3 separate regions of the Mus musculus genome follow, and regions 1 and 3 are each linked to region 2. A link is a loop called in an ENCODE intact Hi-C map of the cell type or tissue named here. Cell type or tissue: heart. All regions are shown on one strand. Region 1 overlaps Mecom (MDS1 and EVI1 complex locus). Region 2 holds the start of Mecom (MDS1 and EVI1 complex locus). Region 3 overlaps Mecom (MDS1 and EVI1 complex locus).

Region 1 (8,000 bases), 260 kb after region 2:
CAAGGTAAATAATTCCTATGTTCCTCTTCATGTTATTCTGAGATGCACATGATACAAAGTTGTTTCTACCAATAATTAAAAATAAGAGGCCTATCCTTAAACAAACCCCAAAGCAATAAACTGGTGTAGACTGCTGTTCCTTGGAACCTGAGGCGTTGGGGGAATCGGAGAAGACTTTTGAAGACAAAGTCCCTTGATATTTCCCTCTAATGAAATAACATTTCTTGCCTCTAACCTACACAAATGCTCCTGTAAACTTTAAGTTGTTGCTATGTTACTTCCAATGGCTACTGCAGTGCCAAAGCCATTTAGATACTTGTTGTCACACTGAATTGCTTAGGAACAGTGACAGGAAGAGAAAGTGTGTGAGTTCAGTAGAGGCATTGCCATATGTGTGAATATCTTCCATCTGTTACTGGTTGGATCTCTGGATGTGAAGAGTTTGTAGATACAAAAGGCCAATGGCATATGGTTCTCGTCAGTCTAAGGCTGGAGATGCCTGGCTACACAGGAGCGTAAATACAGTTCTTGTTCTACTTTTCATGATTCTGAACCTCAACTTAGTCATCTTCTGCTGCATGGCCAGATACCTCCTACCACCTCCTGACTTTGCTGATCAATGCTAAACTACCAGATGGAGGAAGCTTTATTGTCTTTGGTTTCTGGTCTGTCTCTATCAGCTCTGTGACACACTAGTTACAACATGTTACTGGAAAAGTAGCTTCAAATGGGCACACAAATCAGCCCAAGTGGCAGCATCGTTGGAGAGGGCTACAACCTCCACAGTTGTTCATCTGATCCCACTTTGAATGCTAGGAAGGGATTTAAACCTGGACCCCTTTGCGATCTTTCCCCAGAGTGTCAATGGGAACATGCAGTGGAAGCATTCATGCAGTATAGGTGGTGCCCAGAACATCTGTTTAAACCTTTACTTTTCATAGCATCGAGCTCACCAAAGATTTTGAAAGTCAAATGTATATTTATTCCATGGAGGAAACCTTATCAACCAGTGCAAAAGTTTACTGGCACTAGCTTGGGATATAACGGGCAGTTTAAATCCTGCTAACTGCGAATCATTTTTCAACAGTGTTTATGATTGTGATAGAGTTTAGTGGGGCAGAAGAACAGATAGCATAAATATTTCAACAAAAGCCTATTGGGCCAGCCATATAAATAAGTTAGACCTAGTTTGTAAATAAATTTAGCCTCGCAAACATTCATAATCTTCTCTTGGTGTAAACTATAGTAATTTATGCAGAAGATGCCCTGGATGCCTTTCATAAGAAGTCAGTTGTCTTTAGGAGGCACTGCCTGGTGCCCATCAACTGTCTTACACTGTGTGACTCAACGAGGCAGGAAGGATACTGTACAGACCACCTAATGCTACTAGTTATTACACATGTTGATAGTGACAATTCCCAGACACCAGGCAGGGTTTGGTAGTCTATGAAGTTGTCATATTATATCATTCCCTTAAATACCTAGCTTGTGTTACCACTTAACCATGTTGAAATTACCCCTTCTTCAATCATAAGTGTGGCTGGCATACACACACACACACATACACACACACACACATACACACACACACACATATATGCCTATACATATACACACACACATCTGTTCATATTTTTCTGAAAAGTTTTAAAAAATGAATAATGTTTTCTGAAATTAAACAAACAAAAAAAAACCCCAAAGTTTTCCTTTATGTTTTCAGTCACATTCCATCCCCACAATTTTGAACGATTTCACATTTCACATGATGGGGTGGGTGTCGGAAAACTCAATCCGCAGCCCTTTAGAGGGTAGAATGGGCCGGCAGATTGTGCTCGTTGGCAACATCTAGACTTGTTTTTAACAGCAGAGATATGGTATTTACAATGGAGCAGAGTTTGATCTTACTGGAGGGACCTTCCTCATCATGTTACCTCAGGACACAAATCACTGTTGTCCTTTTATTAACAAACCTGTGATAACAAGGATCAACTTCTCATTTAAAAAAAAAAAAAAAAAAACAAAACAAGACCAAAAACAGAACAGAAAAAGACTTCCCTGAGTTTGAGAGTCTAAGGAAATTTTGTTCTTTGGGGTACTCTCTGCTTCCTTTCCAGCCGAGTGTGGCGCTGTGGATGTTTAATTGCCCGCTTGCATTCCTCTTTCTCAGCAAGCCACAACCCCCTCTTCTGCCAGCCATGCATAAGTATTTTCTTTTCCTTATGCAGGACTCCTGGCTGGAAGAAAGTTCTTCTGTGTTGTAGCTGTAGGGAAGGTCTCCATGAGCTCTTCTGTGGAATGGACCTGAGCTCACGCAAGCTCCTTACTCATGTCTCAGACAGCGCAGTCTGGCTTAAGCACGAAGTGAGGCTCTCAGGGTCCTTTACTTCCTCCCGATCGCCATCTTCCAGGAAGGTTTTGCCTTTCCTCTTCTGGGAACAGTCTGATTCTCTTCTCTCAGTATATACTATTCTTCAGTGTCCTTGCGAGGGAAGTCATGGCTGGACTTTTTCCTTCAGTGTTTAGCTCCCCTTCTGAGACAAGGCGGTAGTACTTCTGGCAAGAGCCACCAAGCCACACTTAGATAACCCTCATAAAGAGACTGCGGCTCTCAGGTCCCACGCAGAACCCAGTGAAGCACATCCGTGGTCAAAGAGACCAGTCGTTCCCCATTAGTGACAGCGCATTAATGCTCCAGCATGTCTCAGCCACCTTTAAACGGTCTTGGTAAAGAAGCCAATCAGATCACTTCTTAACATGCTTTCCTCTGAAACCACCGTCAACAACATAAACAAATTAGCTATAGTAAACCACACATTCTGCCCACACAGAAACCACAGCCCTCACCAGAGGGCAGTGTACTTAATGTGAGAATAACAGCCCAGCTTTATAAGCCTCCACTGGGAATAAATTCCAGTTGCACTGGCTAGAGCAGGGCTGGGGAGCCAGAGCACGCTCTCGCCTAGGTTACGGATTGTGGGAGAGCCAATCGATTCTCAAAGTGTCTTTCCAGGAAATACATTTTCTAAGCTTTTGGCATGCCCAGTTTGGCAGTTCTCCAGCTTTCATTATGGGGATCTGCTATGGCTTCAGTGGAATGGTCCCAGACACAAACTGGCCCAACTCGCTAGCTCTTCCTCTCAGGTGGCTCCAGGGTTCAGAGGAGTTACCGGGTGGAAACCTCAAGGCAACTGCCTTTTTCATGGCCACTTTCCCAAGTTTATGATCCTCCATCTTGACCCCTGGGGAGTTGTGAAATATTCTCTATACCTTCCTCATGCTGATATACTTCCTTTCTTGACAATGGCTAGTCCTTAACCATCCAGTCCAGCCCTAAACCAGTGTGTTCCGTCATCAGTAAATTCCTGCCTGTGATAGTGTTTTCTTAAATACCTGTTTAAACAGTGATTTAGATAAGAGTGTCCCATTTGTGTGCAGCAGGAAATGCCTGCCTTCTTTTAGATATGCTGGCAAATAATTGCTGTAGATAGGGCCTGAACGCTGAAAGGCCGTACTCTGCTCACTGCAGATGCCTGAGAAGCGACCTGCCAGTAAGCTGTGATGTAAATACCGGCATTTCTATTCTACTTTAAATGGATTGGAAGCAAAGCCACTTTGGGGATATAAAAGGCTTATGAAAAAAAGCCAGTAGGTCAGAGGTTGCCAAAAATCTCTTAAAATTTTGTAGTGCTAAAAGAGAGTTCAGGCAAATGTTGCATTGTGAAAGGAATACAGACGGGCATGTAAGGAGTCTGGTCCTACCAGGCCTTCCAGTATAGACTGGTGACTAGGCTCACCAACAACAAAATATACCAAACATTAACCAGGTCATGCTTTCCCTCTAGGCCTTACCCACAGAACGTTAGTGTCTCTATTTTGTTTTCTTGGATTCTGTAAATAGATGCCAAAAGGCTCTAGCAATTTCTTTCCATCGCCATTTAAGAGAAGCTTAGCAAGGCCTATACCATAATATGAGAAATATATTTATGTATATATTTGCTATTTGTTTTCAATTCCTATTGTACTCTTGGCCCTGTCTGTTGCTACCTCTCCCAACCCTCTCTCATTCTGGATCTTTCTGACAGCAGACTAATGAAGTGCTTTGAATACTGTCAGGTAGCAAGGCCCAGAGGGAAGAAATGGATTAGGTCAGAACAAGGAAGCTAACTGAAACACTGAGAGTCAAAGGAGCTTGAAAGACCATTAGGAAAATTCCACATGCCAAGCCATGTCAGCAGGCTAGGGCACAAATATGCCATAGAGACTCAGATGTCACACACATGGACCAGAGTTGAAACATGACGAGTGTTTGCCTTTCACCCTTTTCTGGGATCATGGTGCTTTGAAGACTGCCCATGGGTGACCTCTCTAAGACAATGACCTCTATAGGACAGACCTCTGCTTCCAAATCTATGCTGCTGGATTTCCATAGAATCCTTTACAGCCTATTTGTCAGCTCCATGAGCATCTATTTTCCTCATCTTAGTAGTTTCCTTTCCTCCTTTCATTGGGAGTGTGAAATTTCATTTTCCTGGGGACATTTTCACAGAGTGCTTCAATGGCCAGTTCATTGCTCGGTTTGTGCATCTGGTATTACCTGGGCTCCTCCCTTTCCTCACATGTTCAGTGGAGGGCTCTGCTGCTGGTGGAGAAGAGCTGGCCCCTGAGGTCCTTTGCTTTCTCATCAGCACGCCTCTGTCACCACTCAGGAATTGTCCTGAGGAGGGACGGAGAGCATGTCCTGTTTTAATTTGGAAAGGAAACTGCAGTCTTCCCCCTCCCTTCCCCGACCACTGGTAAGCGTGCATGGACTCACAGACTCATGGCTCTATGCTCACATACTCCCTGGAGGTCCCTGGTGGGGCCTGAGGTTTGGCTAAGCCTCCCTCTCCTGATGCTGGGCACACATCGTCTGCGTTCAGCCACGTGTAATCCTTCCTGTCTGCCTGGGAGTTGGGCACAAAGTACTGGTGCTTGGGCCCACCCTCTTCTTTAGTGGCAATTAACCTTTACTACAGAGCTTCCTTTGAAGTTTGCTCGTGTTTTTATTACAAAACTGCAACAAGAAACATAATGGGGGGAAATGTCTAAATTTCTGAGTTACCTAATCTGTTCAATTCCCTAGTCGGGCTCCTCTTGGCAGCTGTTTTACACAGCTATGATCTCAACCAGTCTGCCTGAGATCCCAAATCATGTTTCTGTCTCAGCCTATTTTTAAGATTAGGGAGCTGCTAAGTACCACACACACACACACACACACACACACACACACACACACCACTTATTGCTAGCAAATGCACATGGATGTGCATATTGTGCGCAAGTTTGTACAGCCAAGTTAACATGGTTTCATGGTTTTAGCTAAAGTCGAGCTTTGTGCTTTAAACGTTAGCATTAATACTGCCTTAGTCTCTGAACACTTTCTATCAATGGACTGACTCGGGGAGCAGAGAGGAAAACATTTCCGATACCGACAGGAAGGACAACATGGAGTGATAAGCATTTTGATGGCCATTGAATGCTATTAATGGGTGAAGCTCAGGAGCTTGAATGGCATCTGCCCAGAAGATTTTCAGTTAAACTAAGCAGAGGAGCCAAAAGAAACAACTGGTGAGTTATATAAATCCCACAAAAAGAGAAAGCAACTCAGGCCAGCCTTGCAAATAAGGGCCAAAGAATTATGAGTGAAATGGCATTTTTTTTTTCCTAGCCCGCCGTTCACAGGAGCTCAAATAAATGAAATCATTTTTCCTCTGCTTTTCACTGAGTAGTAAATCACTGCTAATCCAAGGCCGGAAGAAAAGCAACCATGAAACTCAATGGAAATAAGGGAGAGTACCTCACCCTGGTCAGAATAGGTGAGGACTTTCTAAGAAAATGCAAAAAACCCACAAAGACAACTTAGTGAACTTAGTTCCACTAATGATAGAAAGTTCTATGACTGTATCAAATAGAAAACTATAGAGAAAATGAGTAAGATTTTTATCCTTGGGCTAATTTGCCATTAATCAGACAAGAGTTGAGGCCCATTTTAAAAAAATGAGAGAAAGCTATGCCTAATATGTAATGGAAGAAATATGAGTCACTGATAAAATATTTAGTATTAGTAATCACTAAGGTATAGATTAAGGAAACAACTGATAAATAGTTTTCCTACTGATAAAAATGAAAAACAGCACACATTGGAACCTGTAAGTATGACTGGTAATAGTATAAATTGATAAATATATTTGGAAAAGAAATGCCAATACTCACTAGGTTTTAATAGGGATCCCATCTAAGAAAAATTGAAATGGATAAATGTAAATATCTATATAGAGGGTATTTGTTTTACTGACAGTTTTGGGATTAAAAAGAAAAAAACAAAAAACCCGAGTACTATAGACACACTTCCTTTGGATCCCTATAATGGTAGAATGTGTAGCAATTGCACATAAGTTTAGCAAATAGGAAAAAAGAGAAAAGTATTTACAAAACACTATCAAATGAAAAGGCTGAACAACAGAATGTTTACACAGGAGACAGACTTTTGACGACCCAGACTCCTAATAAAATCTTTAAAGAAAGTAAAAGGCCTAAGTGAGAAAGCGAAGATTGGGTTCGAACAGTTGCTGACTGTAGAGATTCTGTTCTGTGTCTTTTACTGCCAGATTCTACATTGGAAGAATGAAAAATTATTTTTCACATCACTTTCCCCCCACTGGATTGCAATGAGTGTATTTATGCAGCAATGGGCACTGTTATTATTGGTAATAAGCTTTCAATCCCCCCCCCCCTTAGATTCTGGTATCTTCTAAACAAAACTCTTACAAACTGCAAACCTGGGTAGTTACTGAGACAGCTACAGAAATAAGTAGAATCTAATTGAAGTGTGGGCTGTTGCTTGGTCTCTAGGGACATTAGAACGCTTACGGTTTGAATTGGAGGGGTTGATTTTTCAGTAGAATTTCCCAAGCCATTTGCCTCAAACAATAAGCTCTTCTCCCTGTCCTCATCGAGTTAATGACACAACCAAAGGATACATGAAGCAAATTACAGTTGGAGGCAGCGCAGCTCCAAGAAGTTACAAGGGTTATTTATCTTTATGGGCCCACTGATGTATGCCACACGCCCTACCTGATACTTTCCTATTGTAAATGTGCTCAATCGGTGAGAGCAATATGTAGGAAGTCTTTAATTGACTACAGCTACAGCTCGGGGGAAGAGATCTACCAATTTCCCCCCAATAACAGAGCTTTAATGGAGATGGAATAATGGAGGTTGTTTTTCATTTAGATGGAATGATGTCTTAGCAGCTTTTTGGGGAGTTATTGAGTAATCTCCACAGAGGTGTCAGTTTATTCCCACTTATGCAAATACTCAATATGGTGTGATAAACCTTATCCATGCTGAAAAGTTTATAAATGCTAGATTCTGTTGAAATATGACTGTATGGTTTGCTTGGTAAAAGTCAGCAGTTTTCTATTTACATTCCTGTCATCCCAGCTCTGTTCATATTTAATTCAGATTGATACTAGCTGGATGGTGGCTCAGAGACAAACGGCCTGGGCTTTCATCTGTGTTGACGCCTGCAGGTGGATGAGTAGAACTGGATCTTTTGCCTATACTTGCTTGAGTGCTTAAGTTATTCTTCAGGGTTAATTAGAATATTATTTTTTTCAGTTTTAGCAGGATTATATTTTGGCATATGTATGTATGTGTATATATGTGTATATATAGTGACTCTCTCTCTCTCTCTCTCTCTCTCTCTATATATATATATATATATATATATATATATATATGCTTTAAATTCAAATTCTCCCCAGCAGGCAGGGCACACATATCTTGCTGGAGCTAGATTCTCTGGACACTCATTTAGACTCTGAACTGAGAGAGTTCGTGATGACAGGGAGCCCATAGGGTTCAATGTGACAGTGGGAGGGCTCATTTGTTAATTGTCTCAATCTTTTTCTAGGATTTGAGATCCCTTTGTTGGACCCGATACTGTGACTGGTTTAACT
Region 2 (8,000 bases):
AAGAGACAGTGAAAGAAAAGAATGAGAGAAAGAGAAAGAAAAGAAATTAGCTTCGAAGTTGAAAAAAAATATTATGACTCCTTTGATTTAGTTAATTTACTTTTTTATGTTTTGAAGAAAGGTGACACGTCTTTTCATACTGATTCGGCCTGAGGACACAAAAGACTGTATTTGCTACTGCAGTTACAAGAAGCCGGATTCAACCACTTCTGCTGAAATTTTAGAAAGACCTTTGTAAAAGACCAGTTCACTGAAAGATGAGGACGGGGACTTTAAACGCCAGAAGGAGTGGGTACCCCAGCCACCTACCACTGCCCTAATATCCCAACTTTCTGTAAAAGTTTAAAAGACAGATCTTTGCATCTGGTGATTTGGAGACTGTTGATTCGGTTCTGTCTTTCGCCCTTTACTGAAACCACCCTACCCTACAGTCAGCCACAAGATTTATTCTTTCAAAGCGCAAATAAGTCCAGAGTCCAAGTGGGTCTTGTTCTTAATCTCGGAGTTTGGCAACATGGTCCCTTCCTTTCTTAAAAACTTCCACCAGATCCAACTCAGGTATTGGCAGACTCCTTGGGGGCTAGGCGAACGGAACTGGGGAAGTGAGAAGGGTGGATGGGGAGGTGAGAAAGGAGGGTGGCTGCTTCCCACATCTATGTTTTGCTTTTATTCTCCACAGGGTGGCCAGCAAAATGAAATCTTCCACCTTGAATTTTCTTTCTAAGATACTCTGCTGTCTCCAGGTGCCAGGCCCTGGAGAATTCCACTTTCTGGGGATGGGGGCGGGGGGCAAACAATTCTAGGTGCTGAGAGCTGGGATCCTCTTGGGTTGTCCCCTGTGTTCTGGCCCAAGTAATGCTCCTCACAAAGTCTCTTACAGACGAGAAGCTGCTGTATGAAGCCCTTGTTTGTTCGCCTAGAACTTTTCCCTAAAGAATCTGACCTCTGCAAAACTCTAGAACCTCACACCCCCTTTCCTAGGAGAACATTTGCTGGTCAGAAGGAGGTCGCTCCTAAACAGAGTAGCTAGTAGATTTTGGGGAAGATTTTTAGAGTAGTAGACCTGTATCCATACAAGCAGTAGTAGCTTTGCACATATTAAAAGTACCAACACACACACACACATACACCTGCATGCAGTAGGCCACTAGAGCTCTAGTAGGTCTTGTAAAATCCCAGGTGCCTCTGTGGGGGAGGGGAGATGGAGATGGCAGGATTCCCTGGGATTCATGTGTGTGTGGGCTCCAGCATTTTCTCCTCTGGAAGCTGTTTTCACTCCGGTTCTCTGCCATTTCCTCCTTTACTTCCCCTGTCTCTCCCTCATATTTCAAGGTTACACATCTGTCTCCCTTGGGAGCTGTAGCTTGGTTCTCTAGGGACCTGTATCTTATGTCTGAATGCTCCTGGAATTACACAGCTCTGGGGAGGGAAAGGTGGTGGGTATTCTTAGATGAGGTAGGTCCTGTAAGCTTGGCCACCGAAGCCCCTGGGAATTGAACCTAGATATTCGCTCTCTCACAACCGCAGTCTGAGCTCAAACTAAATGAATACCAACAGGTGCAACTGAGTTCCCAACAACCCTGCTCGTCCTTGCTCTCTCAGAGGAGAGACCAGGACTTTCCTGCTTCTTCCGACTTGAGTTTTAGGATGGTAGCAGCACCGCACGGAAAAGATGGCAATTTTCTTTTATGGTGTCTGGCAGGATTTGCAGCAGATATTAATGGAGACATAAATAGCACGTGGAAGGTATTGAACACAACTGTTTAATGCAAGAAGGTTGTACTAAGAAAAATCCATACTGAGTTGGGAGTGATTCATACCTTGAACACACCTAACCCCTTGCGCCTTCATTTCTGCCTGCACACTTCATTAGTAAATTCTGTAATTAGGCACATTTCAACAATGTACGTTTTGTATTTTCTAGGTATGCGTATGGAATTTCCCCCCTTCCTCCTTCTGGTGACCCCAGAGGTTGTAGGTTTCAGTGAGTGAGTGGAAATGGCAGGCGGGCTGGGTAGCAGCAGGAGGCCGGAAGGTGCCGGCCGACCTTAGGCAAGGCAGGAGGTCTTGGATGTCAAATGTTCAGCCCGGCGGGACCTGGGCATCAAGGGCGATTGTTGCTACTTGATGGAAACAGACTACTGAAATGTTCCTAGGATGGCAGCTACCGTTGGTATTACAGCTAAAATCGAGAACCGGTTATTCATCCAAAGCGGAAGCCCCAGGAACTTCAGAAGGAGAGAGCGGCAGCAAGGGCAGAGCTCTGAAGTTCAAGATGCTTCTCGCCTTCTGATAACACGTTCACGGTCCAGTCCTCAGCCTAGTTCTTGTGTAGACGGAAAGATTTATCCTAAAGTTTTTTTTCCCTCCTCCGCTCGGTTCCCCTACAGACAATGTAATTTATGGTGGAGAAAACATTAATAATAATTATAATGCAGGCTTATTGACTCCCACACAGACATAGTCCTCTGCCCCACGAATCAATTCTCTGTCCAAGACTTTTCATTTCTTTTCTTTTTCTTTCTTTCTTTTTATTTTTTTTCCCGTTTGGGCGAAGTGTCTGCTCCCCTCCAGCTCCCCGCGCTCGCTCCCCGCCCCCTGCCGCCCTCCCCGTAGCTCCCTTTCTCCGCCTCCTCGGCGATTGCCATCTGACAAGATCTCCAAATCAAAGTGATAAATCGCTCCAAACTTTTTTTGGCGGCGCTGAGATGTTGGAGGGGCGTCTAACGCGCATGTGCGAAGGTGTCCAAACTGACAATGCTAGAGATAGCGAGTGTGGATTGAGAGAAAGAGAGAGAGGGAGGGAGAGAGAGTGAAAGACCGAGTGTGTGCGTGTGTGTGCGTGTGTGAGACAGAGGAGAGAGAGAGAGAGAGAGAGAGAGAGAGAGAGAGAGAGAGAGAGAGAAGGGAGGGGGAGAGAGAGAGCAAAAGAAGGAAAAGATCCAAGAAAAAAAAAACCTAACCACCCAGCAGCGGCTGCAGGACTGGGCACAGCATGAGATCCAAAGGCAGGGCAAGGAAACTGGCCACAAGTAGGTGCAATATCCCTTTTCTATTGGCTTCCCCCCCTTCTCTGCCATCTTGCGTATCTGTGTCTAGCGCACGGGGAGAGAGCGCGGGCTGCTTTGGCGCGGGGGGCCTGGGGTGGAAGGCAGGCACAGCGCAGCCGGCAGCCGGAGCAACCTGCCGATTCCTGCCTCCGCGCCCTGGCTCCTGCTCTGGGCGCAGTGGAAGCGCGGTAGCCCTGAGCCCCGCACCAGGACCAGCTGTGGCAACTCCGGGGTGGGGGTGGGGGCAGCAAAAAGCTGGGAGGGAGGGAGGAGGGCGCGCGCGAGTGAGCGCGAAGGGGTGGGGGGAGAGGAGAGTGTGTCCCCCTCCCCTCCCTTCCCCCCCCAGGCGGGGGAGAGTCGCCTCTGGCCAACCAGCTAGTTCCCGGAGCGGGAGGAGGGGGGAAGCGGGTGGGGGGGGGGCGGGCAGGGGAAGGGCGCCTTTCTGAAGCTCTGTTTGTTTCTGGGGTTTGGGACGGGTGGCGGGCTCCGAGGGAGCCGCGGTGGCTGTGGCCGCAGCCGGCCGCGATGGAGTTGGGAAAAGTTGCGAGGCGGCCGCTTGCAAGTTGCGCGGGCGATCGGCGCTGCGCCTAGCCGCGGCTGCGGTAGTGGGCGCTGTGCGCTCGGTCCTTGTACGCGGCGGCGTGTGCGACGCGGCGGGAGCCCTGGGGAAGGGGAGGCAGGGGGGCCGGGGGGGACACGGTCCTGGGGATGGGTGGGGGGAACCCCGGCAGCGCCGAGCTCTCGGCTCCGCAGAGTCACTCGGCAGGTGGGGAGAGCGGAGGCCGCGCCGGCGTTCTCAGGCCCGGGCGTGGAGGGCGCGCGGCCAGCCGAGAACGCTGCTCCGTAAGGCCAGGAGGGCGCGCTCCGACCCGAGAAGCCCGGGCTGGCAGGGCGCCGAGTGACCCCCAGGGGGCGGGCTGCCGGAACTCGGGGCCACCAAGGGGGAGCAGCTCAGCCTGCCGTTCTCTTTCTGGGTGCAGCCGGGGTCCCGGGTCACTCGTCCTCCCCGGCGCCCTCTGTCTGCCCGGAGCGGAGCAGCCTCGGTCACGCGGGACTAGGGTAGTGGGGTTTGGGGCTATGGGGGACTAGACTACCATCCCCCACGCTTTCAGGGAAGGCTTGGGTGACACTCCAGGACAGGGTAGGGTGGGAAGGGTTGCTTAGCAGGGACTAGTAGGAGTCTGAGGTGGGTTTGTTCAAATGCTTCTGCCCAGCGTTGAAGGGGGCCCAACGAGCAGCCTGCCGCCTTCTTACTCCCTCGGACATCAGAGCTGCTTCGGGAAAGGACCGGCCAGGCCGCCCATGCCTCTCACACTTGGACTTGAGGAATCTCGAACTCTCTTAATTGTTTTGTTTCGGACCAGAGAGACTAAAGATAGGATGTGGATAGTATGTTTGCCCCAGTGAAGTCCCCAAGCGTACCCCCCCATCCCTTGCACATTGGAATTTAGGGCTGGAGGCGCTCCATGCAGCACCACCGGGCGCGTCCTGGCACAGCGGCGCCGGCTACAGTCGTAGCCCCCCGGCATTCCCGGTGTGGGGAATGCAACGTAACGCCCGGCGAGACGCTGTCCTCCCGGGCGTCTTTCCAGTGCTCCAGCCACTCCGCACTCGTGTCCTGCACTCACATACGCTCTAGCGGCATCTTTTCTCTTGGAACTCGGGTCGCAGAGATCAACCTAAATACTGGGCCGTCAGTCGGCCTCCTCGGTCAGTCAGCCGGCTTCTTTCTCTGCTCCTACGGCTCATTTCACTTCGTTGCAACAGTGTAAAGTGCGCCAGCGAAACTGTTTTTCCTGTTGGCTTTTCACTGAGTCTTTATTTTCTTCTGAGAGGGAATAAATGTACACATGCTTGATGGCTTTGAGACTTCAAAGGTTAGGGGTGTGTGTGTGTGTGTGTGTGTGTGTGTGTGTGTGTGTATTTGAGAGGAGGCGGGGAGATCGTTTCAACCGAGCAGTAAGTTGTGAAATGAAAGCCTAAGGCTTTCACCCTGCTTGGTTGCCCAGCATCCGACGAAGCGAAAGCTGAACGCAAAACCTTTCGAATTTTCTTAAGGCTCGCCCCCGCCCCCGCGCGCCTTAGCTATTTTAATTGCTAAGCAAGCTGTACACCCTGTAGCCCACTACTGAGTCCAGAAGCTGAGCCTCCTTTCTGATCTGATGAGACTTGTCAGTCACCGCATGTGAGACACATTGATTTTTGTCTCGTGTGGGGTAAGGATGCCCATGTGCTCTCTAGAGAGCAGGACCCCAGCCTTAGGAACTTTTCCTGCTGAGCCCCAGGTTCCCACTAGCGGGGCTTTTACTGCTTCTGCGGCTGCCTTCCAGAGACACGGGCGCCGCGTAGTGCAGTTTTCCAGCTACCGTCTGAGCAATAAAGGAAATCATATCAGAACTACGGATTTTTGTATTTTAAAGCGCTATTTCCTTTTGCCGAACTGCGCGTGGCAGAGGTGGCTGGTGACCCCTGCGGTGCAATCATCCAACGGAAACTTAGCTGTTTGCAGTCACTGTTTCTTTTTCCCCCCTTCCTGAGTTAGGAAGAGGTAATGTAACCAGCATATCTGAAACAAAACAAGACAAAACCAATTTACTGTAATCGTGGCAAACGTAAGCATTACAAGAGAAACAAACCACACACAAATAGTTCTTTCTCCCATACTTGATTATTCCGTTTCTTTTGTGTACGTCTTTGGTGGATGTCAGTTTAGTTTGGTTTTGGCTAAAGCCCATGGTTAGAGACCAGAGACCACATACCTTGAAAATACTCCCTGATGTTACAGGAACAGATTGTGTGCTCTATCTTCGGTCTAATTTATAGGACCTAATTTTTACACAATACTTGAAACTAATAATTTCGTTGTAAACCGTACGGGAAGGTAGAAAGGTTTAATGTAAAAAGTTTTCTTAAAAGGGAAAAGCAAGAGAACTGACATTTGTACTGCCTAAAACCTTTGACTTATATTTCCATCTTCGAGAAAAGAAAACTAAATAAGGCAAGCCCATTCTGGCATCCAGGAGGCTTCTCAGCCGTTTTATTTGGGGTGTGTGGGGCAGCTGGAGAAGCACCTGGGCCTTGCCAGAAATTCCTGTTGCCACTCTCCTCAGGGTGGGGGTGGGGGAAGGAAGTGAGGTGGGGTCTGCCCTGCAGGTCTAGAGCCTAAAATACTGAAGGAACACCCACCCCACTTTGCCAAAGTACCAGCCTACGGGGGTTTCAATCAAAGCAATGAACATATTACATTCAGTAAACCCCTTATTGCACGTCTCCCCGGAAGTCGCTTAAGAAGGCAATGAGATTATTAAAACCCTGGCGGTGACAGGGAGGCACTTGTTACTTCTGTACTTGATCTTTGTTTGGGAACAGGCCCCGAAGTAGGAAAGGTACAAGCCCGCTCTGCCTCCCGTGTTTAAATTCGCTCTAGCAGGCCAACCCTTAGGATTCTAAGGTTAATTCACAGCCCTGGTTAGGCAGAACTTCTTGCATGCTCATTCACCCTTAAGAAGCTGCATCGAAATAGAGAAATAGAGACTTGCTTTCAAGCATATGCTTATGTGTTTATTCCAGACTACTCTGCACGAGGAAAAAATTGTTCTCCCAACGGAGGAGGCTGGGGCTTCTTCTAGAAAGGCGCGTCGTTCGCCATTATTTGAGCATTACCCTGGCTGGCTTAGGGCTTCTTTATTTCATTTGGCACTTTGAGGCACCATTTCACTGCGGTTTGCACCCCGTTTTGGATCTGTGTTTAGGGAAAGGTTAATTATGCTTTTCATTCTCCCCTCATCCCAACACCGTGGGAGTGGATGGTTCATTAGCTGCAGAGCCTTATGTGCTGGGACTGTGAGTCTCAGGGTTTGGTGATTGTGTGCCTCTGTTCTGTGTCTTCTGAGTGAGCTTGTAATTTTTGAGGATAGCCCCAACTCACACCTTCCTAGCCAAATCTCTTCCTGCATCCCAGGGCCTACTCCTGTGTACGGACACTCAATGACTGTCAAATATAAATTCAGTCTTTCCAGAATATTCATTCTCTCATTCTCTCTCTCTCTCTCTCTCTCTCTCTCTCTCTCTCTCTCTCTCTCTCTCTCTCTCTCTCTCCCTCCCTGTGTGTGTGTGTTGTAAGTAGTTTCTTTTTAAACTTGCGGTCGTTTGGGAGTTTATTTTGTTTTGTTTTTGGAAGTATGGGGCAGGTTAACAGAAGCTACAGCACAGACCAGAGCACGAAGGCCACAGCTGAGGACTTCTGGCTGGGTCTGATGAGGGCCAGAGGAGCAAGAGGGCATAGTTAGCAGCTCCCTGAGCTTCCACCTTGGACTCCTTTCTTGTGGCATCCCCCAAAGTACCTCAAGGTGGGGAGACTTGGCTTGTCTGGTCACCAGCTCATTTCCGGTTTCTAAGGTACCAGGAGCTAGACAGAGCTCAATTCTTTATAGCTGGTGTCACCCTGTACTCTTCATTTCCAAACTGCTGGGTGTAGAGAAACTTGGCCCTCATGGGGCCTCTGAGCTGGGCAGGGAAAGTCTCAGGAATGAGTCCATTCCTTCGGTCCTTCAGAGCATACTTTTGAGCTCAAGGATTTGATTAAACAATGCGTCCCCTCTTCAACTCCAGGGTGCTCAGCGTCTGGTGTACCACTTGCCTTGTTTACAATAACAGTGTAGACACGTGAAAACCGTGGGTAAATCTCTCACAGTCCGGTCCCCGGTTCTAGAACATTCTTGTGCATCTCCTCCTTTATTCACTCCCTCTGCAGGGCATTCCCTGTGGCTGAGGGAAGGGCTCTGAGGTGGGCACCTGGGTCTGGAGGAAGCAGAAAACATTGCAAAGAGGCCATGCTTGCACCATTTTCTGGGGTGATGTTTAACTCATTCAGGACTGGAAGCTGCTGTCCAGGCATTTCTGTAACAGCCCCAGGTCTGCTTTTCCTTCTGATATGACCCAGTAGTTCTC
Region 3 (8,000 bases), 50 kb after region 2:
TTGCATTCATATATATATATAGATTCACACACTGATACACACACACATATACAAACAAACACATAATTGAAATTACCCATGTTTTATCACTTCTGATATAGTAGGAGAATTTGGTACCCAGAAAGTTTTCAATCTGATGGACACTACACAATATACTTTCTTACTAAAGTATTCTTTTACAAATCCGCAATGTGGGCGCCACTAGAGAATCTGTTAGTGGTGGAGCCTCCCAGGCCCACCTCAGACCCACAGGACCAGCACCTGCATTACTAAAAGGATGTGCACACAAGTGGTTTGAATTAGAGTCAAGATGCCAGAGTTAGCTTCTATGTGTACTCATGAACATTCACACAAACACACAGTTACTCATTATGCAAGTGAGTAATAAGGCTGTTATAATGGACACATACAGAAAAATGAAAACTGTACATCTTACAGTCCGTAGTGCTCTTTTTGATTTGTCTTTGTGGGAGGATGTGTTTAGTTCTGAGATCTGAACACCCAGGGCACTACATGTGCAAGTCAGGTACCAAGAAGGGAGAACCTGGGAGCCTCTGTCCTTGTCTTTTAGTTTAAAATCTAGACTTGGGGTTGGAGAGATGGATCAGCAGTAAAGATTACTTGCTGGTCTTGCAGAGGACCTAGGTTTGGCTCCTAGCATCAACACACATAAGTGTCAGAGCCCTTTGTAACTCCAGCTCCAGGGGGATCCAATGCCCTCTTCTGGTCTCCGCAGGTACCACGTACATTCATACACAAAGGCAAAATACACTCATAGAATAAAAGTAGGTAAATCTTTAAAGTCTAGACTTTCTTATGAGAGGGGAACACTAATCCTGAAAGGTAAATGCCACATCCTCAAACATTATATTGGGCTTCAGTTATGTATTAATATTTGGGTACAAAATAAAATAAAAACATAAATAACACAACTTTCTATGGTGTTCCTGGCATCTAGACAGTCTACGGTATCAGCAGATGTATTACTAACTTCAAGTTGCTTTATAATCTTTTTTTGTTTTTGTTTTTGTTTTTGTTTTTGAGACAAGGTTTCTCTAACCCTGGCTGTCCTGGAACTCACCCTGTAAACCAGACTGGCCTCAAACTCATAGAGATTCCCCTGCCTCTGCCTCCTTTGCTGGGGCTGAAAGCATGTGTCATCACACTTAGCCCTTATAATCATTGTTAAGTAGTAGTAAGCTTGGCGTTGGTAATTTAGTTTAGTTATGGAACTCTTTAGCACGTATGAAGTCCTGGGTTCCACCCCTAGTACCACCAAAGGAACACACACACACACACACACACACACACACACACACACACTCACGCACGCACATGGTAGTAGATTCGGTGTCTCAAATGGATACAAGAATCTGTGTCCCTGAGCTTAACGAATCGACTTCATCTGTCTAAGTAGTTGCTTGGTTGTACAGAGCAGTTCCTCTCTTTCTGAAACATTAGCTAATCTAACTCCTCTAAATATTTTATTTTAATTTTATTTTTGGCAAGAGCTAAGTAATACAGTCAGAGAGAGAGAGAGAGAGAGAGAGAGAGAGAGAGAGAGAGAGAGATGCAGCAAAAAGCCGCCTCTTCTCAGCATGCCATTGTGCTCCACTCTTGCCTAAGAGAGACCCTCCCCTCCTCTTCTCCCTCTCCCTCTGGCTTCAAGGGTTGGCAGCCACAGCCATTTGACAAAAACTTGGAAAGGAGCCACTGACAGGAATCATTGAACAATTGCTCTGTGAAACTTAAGATAACACTTTGTTCCACTACAGTGGAGCTGTTGTGTGACAGAAGGAAATTATCTGTTTAGTCCTTGATTAACATTTATGCGAGAAAAATAAAATTAAAGTCGACATTATCTGATCCAAGAAATGCTCATATTTACTTGAAAGAGCGAATATTAACTCAGCACTCTTAAAGAGTTGGCTGTAATCAACTTTAGAAGATTTGTTGTTTGAGTTACAACTGCATAACAAAAAACGAACCAAAACCAAATCCAGCAACATATTTAAGAGGCCAGTGGAATATCTCTCAACTACCAAGTGAAGTTCTCTGGAGCTGGTGGGGTTTTCAGAAAGTGCTAGATTATTAAAACAGTAGTCTATCTCCATGGACACTGGGCAGGTATGTGTGTGGATGTGTTTTCATAGATGTTTACTTATTTTTAACACATAGAAGAGCTGAGCAAGACTTACTGAGTTCATTATAGATCTTTCCTTCTCTCTCTCTCTCTCTCTCTCTCTCTCTCTCTCTCTCTCTCTCTCTCTCTCCTCCTCCTCCTCCTCCTCCTCCTCCTCCTCCTCCTCCTCCTCCTCCTTCTTTTCTTCTTCATTTTGGTTTTTTGAGACAGGGTTTCTCTGTGTAGCCCTGGCTGTCCTGGAACTCACTCTGTAGACCAGGTTGGCCTCGAACTCAGAAATCCATCTGCCTCTGCCTCCCAAGAGCTAGAATTAAAGGTGTGAGCCACCACTGCCTGACCATTATAGATTTTTCATCAAATTAAGAAAGCAGACACAGGGAGGAGGCTCTTAAAGTCAACCAAAGCCCTACAGTACACTCCAGGCCAACCTGTGAGATGCTATCTACCCGCAACTCCTCCCCACCACTCCAAAATTGGGGTAAAAAAGTTTTATCATTAAGATATAAGTAATATCAATAATGGTAAACTCAGATTTTCAAACAGAAGACTTGAATTTACATATTTATTTGTTCAACACATATTTTCTACAAACCTGGTATATTTAGGGCATTGTTTCAGGCTCCATTGGAGCTGACGTGATGAAGGGGAATGGGTTCTTGTGTGAGTCTGTAGCCAGCTGGAGGAGCCTTGCACATTATTACCCCTTGGTAAGCTGAGGAAGGCGAGCAGGCTTTCAGCTATCCCCAAGGTGTCTCTAGACTCCTGCTCCCTTATGAACAGGGATGCCTATGTTTTTTGAGCCTGCGTGTTTTATAAGTATAGAAGCAGTAATTTACACAACTGCTTACCATGAGCCATTTTCTTTTCTCTGATTATTTGCCGTGCCTGAGGATTGAACCCAGGACTTTGCACCTGCTAGGAAGGTTCTTAGTGGGCTTCCCCCAAGAACCTGGGCCAGAAGCTTTTGAATAGCTCTGGAGATGTAAGCTCCGTAGTCTATGGTTACTAAGCCCCTCATTCACAAGTAAGAGGGTTCTGGTGCAGGCGGGGGTGTAACACCCTTAGCGTGGTGGGCAAAGACGTGAGCTTGTACCCTTCGCTCTGGTCTGCCTGTGTAATGTACTCTCTACAGTAGGTGCATACAGCAGTGCAGATTTATTTAAAAGTATACAACAAAGCTTCCTGCTTATTGACGCTATCTTTTCCATGACTTGGGTCTGTTTATCAAACGCATGCTTGTACTGATTGATAAGCAGATATCACAGATTGATAAGCAGGCATATCTTCCTAATCTGTGGAACTCAAACTTCTGTGACCATTTGAAAAAGAAAATGGGCAGCGGGTTATCCAAAGACACCCAGCATTTATCGTGGGAGGGCTATTTTGCACCAGGCCTTTTATGTATCTTCTTTAAAATTCACTGTATTCATTCTTAAGTTTGCGTGTTGGACCTCATTTTTTGTCATCTTTATTGATTTGAAATTAATCTAGATTTTGTTTATGTAGGTTTGTTCCTAGCCCAGATTTTAGAAAAAGGCTTATGAGCAGAGGAGAATCAAACAGTAAGGAAGGAATTTTGGACTGTTGTCCTCGATAATCTGGAATTTTGTTAAGGGATAATAGAGGAAAGCTGTTTTTTATCCTGGAGTCATTTCGAACCATGTGCTCATCACAACTCCTATGGTCTAGTTATGTGTGTTTGGAGATGGAGAGGGGGAGAGGGAGGGAGTGGGAGGGAGGAAGGGATGGGGGAGGGGGGAAGGGGGAAGAGAGAGAGAGAGAGAGAACACTGGAGAGCACACTCAAGCAAGCTGGGAGGGAGGGAAGAGAAAGTAAATGAAGACTATTATGGAAGGAGATGTGAAATAATGGATATATGAGCTTTTAACAAGGGGTTGAGCTTTAGCCTAGATCTAGTTCCTTGCCAGTGGAGACTCTTTTTGAGTTATTCCCAGTGCCTCAGGCCTGGCATGAGCAGGACCCCATAAGAGGCTGTAGAATGGATAGATCAGAGGCCTTGGTTTCTGCAAGAAGCTCTTCTCAGAGGAAAAACCCCTCCCTCTGAAGACGCTCACTGGCCAGGTGCCACATCCTCCTTGATGTCTCACTGTCCCACTGAACTAACTCACTGACTTTGAAGCCCAGAGAGGCTTGCTTGGGAACCCAGCAGGGCAGCCTTGGTCTGTGACCTGGGCCCCTGGGGACAGGGTTAGGAGATTGCAATGTCCTTGCTGTAAGGCTAGGGATACAAGGCCAGATTACTTGGGTCACAGGTCCACATTGTTGAATGAAGCAGAAGCATTAATTAGTGACAATTACCTATTGGAAAAAAGAAGTCGAGTCCTCAGTGCTCCTTCCAAAAAACTTAAAGACAGGAGGAAGCTTCTAACAATGGGTAGGGGCAGATGCATTTCCGCCCCAGTGTCAAAAACAAGGTACTGTCTAACTGATGAGTTGTGAGAGCTCCCAGCGACGCTTTGATGAGCCATCTCCTGCTTCCTGATATTGTGACCCCCTCGGCAAACACTGACAAATAAAACCAGCATGCCTTCGATGTAACCGAGGGCACACTATCTGAGGAGACGCTTCATTTCAGGATGTGTTTGAAATCCTGTTATGAATAGGGTTTACATCCTTGCCTCTGAAATAATATTTTTGTACTGTGGAACTCAGTGGTAAGAAAAAAAAAAGGACAGGTCATGTAATGTGTAAACAATTTAACTTTGATGTAATATCTTGTTTGTTGGATTTGAACCTGGGGAAAGTCAGAGAACATGTTGCTTAGCTGATTTCTTTCTTTCCTTCCTGTCTATTTTCTCTTACCTTGGATGGCATTTTAAAGATGAAGAGTGTAACTGAGACCAGGGTTGTATCCCAATGCCAGCCTTTCAGTCCACTCCCCTTTCTCTGGAGGAAAACCCTTAGGTTTATAGAACCTTCCCGGCCATGACTGTAGCTAGAACCTGGGAGATGTGGTGTAAGGGATGGTGAGACTGTATTTTGTTAAGTTGGAGAACTCGGAGAATTCGAGGGTTCTGAGCTGCAGATGGAACTTAGATCTTTTGAGGCTTGCGTTCCATTTGCTCTTGGCAAAGCACAGTTTCCTGGTTCAAAAGAAAATAAGCGCGCAAGAAAAAGGGCCCCCGGGCTTTGCGGACATCAAAGCTGATGAGATACCCTTATAAAACAGCATTTTGATGATTTGTAGATTATAAGAGCTAGGAACATAGAGATTAAAACTATGCTTAAAGAACCCCCAAGTTAAAGAAAAAGAAAAACCCAATACAAACCAACAGCAGAGCACCAGGAACATCAGTGCTGGCAGCGTGCAGTTCCCCGGGTGTCTCTGCCAAAGCTGAGGTGCCTTAGTGAGTCTTGGTGCCACCATGCCACATTGTTATTATTATTATATTAGTATTTTGCAAAATTTCAGCCTTGATCTGATGTCCATCAGATGTTACACCTAAAACGGTAGTCATAATGTTTCTGATTTTATTTTTTGGAAATTATATGTCCTTTTTTTGTTTGATGTTTAAACAACTTTATAGACTAATAATCCTTCTACTTAAGTACTAAATATTGACCAACCTATCTAATACAAATTAGTTGCTTTTTTTTTTTTTTAAAGAAAACAAACAGATAGACTGACACAGTTTCTTTTGGCCCAGGATAGTTTTGAACTCACTGTGTAGTTGAGGATGACCTTGAACCCCTGATCTTCCTGCCTTTGCCTCTCGAGTGCCGAGATTAGTGGAGTGGAACACTGTGCTTTATGTGGTGCTGGGAACCAAGCCCGAGGCTTTAGAGATGCTAAGCAAACCTCCTGCTAGCTGAGCTCTGTCTCCAGGTCCCCAGATGCACCGCTTTTAAAATTATTCTAGATTAGTGGTTCTCAGCTGGATGTGGTTCTGGGGCCCTGATGCTCATATGGTACTCATATGGACTCATAGGGGTCATATGGTACTGTCTGGAGACTCTGGAAGCTAACTACTGGCTTCCATATCCCACAATGCACAGTCTGCTGTCTACAAACAAGAAATTATCGGGCTCAAAATGTCAAAGCCACAGTGGTTTGAAAACCCTGTTCTAGACTGTAGGAGACTCACAGTCCTTATCTTTTCTACCTTTCTTACCTTTCTCTCAAGCAAAATTGATGTTCTTTGCTGATTTCTGGGCATAAATGATCAGATTAGAGGAGTAAAGATAAGAGTGAGAAAAAGAGAGGGGGAAGATTTATATGTGGCTAGTGTAATCATTTGGTTCCTAGGTCTTTAATCCTGTCCCATTATAATGGAGGAAAGCAAGCACTTTGAAAGAGGTCACCCTGGGCCTGAGGACCAGAGATTATTAGCTGTTATAAGCTAGGTCTTTAAGAAAGCAATGGAAACAGGATATATTAATAAATTTTGTTTGCCATTGTCCGCATGCAATTCTGTGCAACCCCAAACTGAGGCTTATGAAACACTTCCGCCCTTCACAACTGCCTGGCTTGTTTGTTTTGCCCACATACCCGGCGTCTGCTCCAGCAGATTCGGCTGCACTCGTAGAAAGAGCAGGGGCAGGGGAAAGAAGCGTGTGATGGGAAGTTTCCATGGACGTGGTGAGAGGGCTAGTTAGGCAGGGTCCTGCAGGCAAGTCCATCCAGACAGAAGAACAGCTTGATGTAGTTTAGAGCTTGCTTTTATCTATCTATCTATCTATCTATCTATCTATCTATCTATCTATCTATCTATCTATCTATTTATTTATTTTTAAATGAGATGGTGGCTTGGATCAAGACAGTGCTTGATCTCCTGAGGAGTCTGAAGAGGTCTTCTACTCCTGCACACGTATGTGTCAGTATTCAGACTAGCATGTTTTAGGCAGGGCTTCCTGGCCTTAAAATCACCTAAATCCAGAAATTTTAACAGAAATAGATCCTTGGCCTCTGCTTTATGTCACTAGCTCAGAGGACCTAGGGTCTGAGTAATGCTTCTCCCGAGTCAAGTCTGGGACGCTCCTGTCCCCAAACTGGTAAACACAGGGGACAACACATATTCTCCACTGTCACCCTCGTTCTGATTGGTATATATTTTTCTTTCACTTATCTCTATCAAATCTCACCATTCCCAGTACCACTGAGGGGAAAATAGATTTGACTTTTTTTTTTTTTGAGACAGGGTTTCTCTGTGTAGCTCTCTGACTGTCCTGGAGCTCTGTAGACCAGGCTGGCTTCGAACTCACAGAGATCCTGCCTCTGCCTCACAGATGCTGGAATTAAAGGCATGAGCCATCACTGCCTGGCTATGTTTGGGGCATTCTTAATAGCATGAACTTCTTTATGTCCTCAAGCATATAGTTCACGTATAGTTAGTGAAGACCTGTCAAATTATGGTTGGATCTAGGATGCTGAATTTAAAAATATAAGTTGGGAGTCGTATCTCCCAGTTCATCCATAATTATAGCTTAGGTAGAAAACCATACGAGTAGAGAAACGATGTTCTAAGATTCTAGAATAATGTGGTTTCTTCTGGCAAGGAACAATAGGGAGGTGAAGACATGTCCTCCTTTGTGGACATGTAGTACCAAGTACATTCTGGAAGAATATAGCAGAGACTAAGTTGAAATGATTATTAACTCGAGTTGAATTTGGAGTATAATGCCAGCCCTTCCCCTAGCCCGTGTTACAAAGGGAGTGTTGGTTGGAGATAGCACATGAGGAATAATGGGGTAGAGGTCTTCCTGAGCTAACCTGGGAACCTCACACCTATCATGAGCTCTTTATGGGGATACATACTTGAGTTCCAAATAAGCATTCCACAAGTGACCTTCTGTGTCGATTGGCTTTTGTCAAGTTGACACAAACCTAGACAAATCT

What was found. Hi-C counts contacts between places; a loop is a spot of excess contacts. Peaks named below come from ENCODE experiments on the same cell type or tissue, not always from the same donor. Only the 100,000 strongest peaks of a DNase experiment are listed, where the experiment ranks them.
Region 1: it touches region 2 in a loop (5-fold over the local background); 5 of 42 quality-filtered maps call a loop at or near these places.
Region 3: a loop joins it to region 2, with 5 times the contacts of the local background. A loop is called at or near these places in 6 of 42 quality-filtered maps.

Annotation. Positions count from the first base shown.
Region 1 is chr3:30,241,598-30,249,597 of GRCm38, reverse strand. All of the region lies in intron 1 of Mecom (MDS1 and EVI1 complex locus), which reads left to right. Among named protein-coding and RNA genes, the nearest start is that of Mecomos, 230 kb to the right of the region's middle. In heart, a CTCF peak has its summit at 2,826 (motif pointing right); DNase peaks (open chromatin) are centred at 3,077, 3,497 and 4,837; H3K27ac peaks cover 2,706 bases.
Region 2 is chr3:30,504,462-30,512,461 of GRCm38, reverse strand. Mecom (MDS1 and EVI1 complex locus) reads left to right here and starts at 2,703. Exons shown (of 16, transcript NM_001370769.2): 1 at 2,703-3,032. The coding sequence starts at 2,996. In heart, CTCF peaks have their summits at 3,662 and 3,934 (motif pointing right); DNase peaks (open chromatin) are centred at 2,691, 3,281, 4,001 and 5,101; H3K4me3 peaks cover 4,825 bases; H3K27ac peaks cover 5,329 bases; H3K27me3 peaks cover 2,710 bases.
Region 3 is chr3:30,454,741-30,462,740 of GRCm38, reverse strand. All of the region lies in intron 1 of Mecom (MDS1 and EVI1 complex locus), which reads left to right. Among named protein-coding and RNA genes, the nearest start is that of Mecom, 51 kb to the left of the region's middle. In heart, a CTCF peak has its summit at 719 (motif pointing left); DNase peaks (open chromatin) are centred at 1,690, 4,430 and 4,520.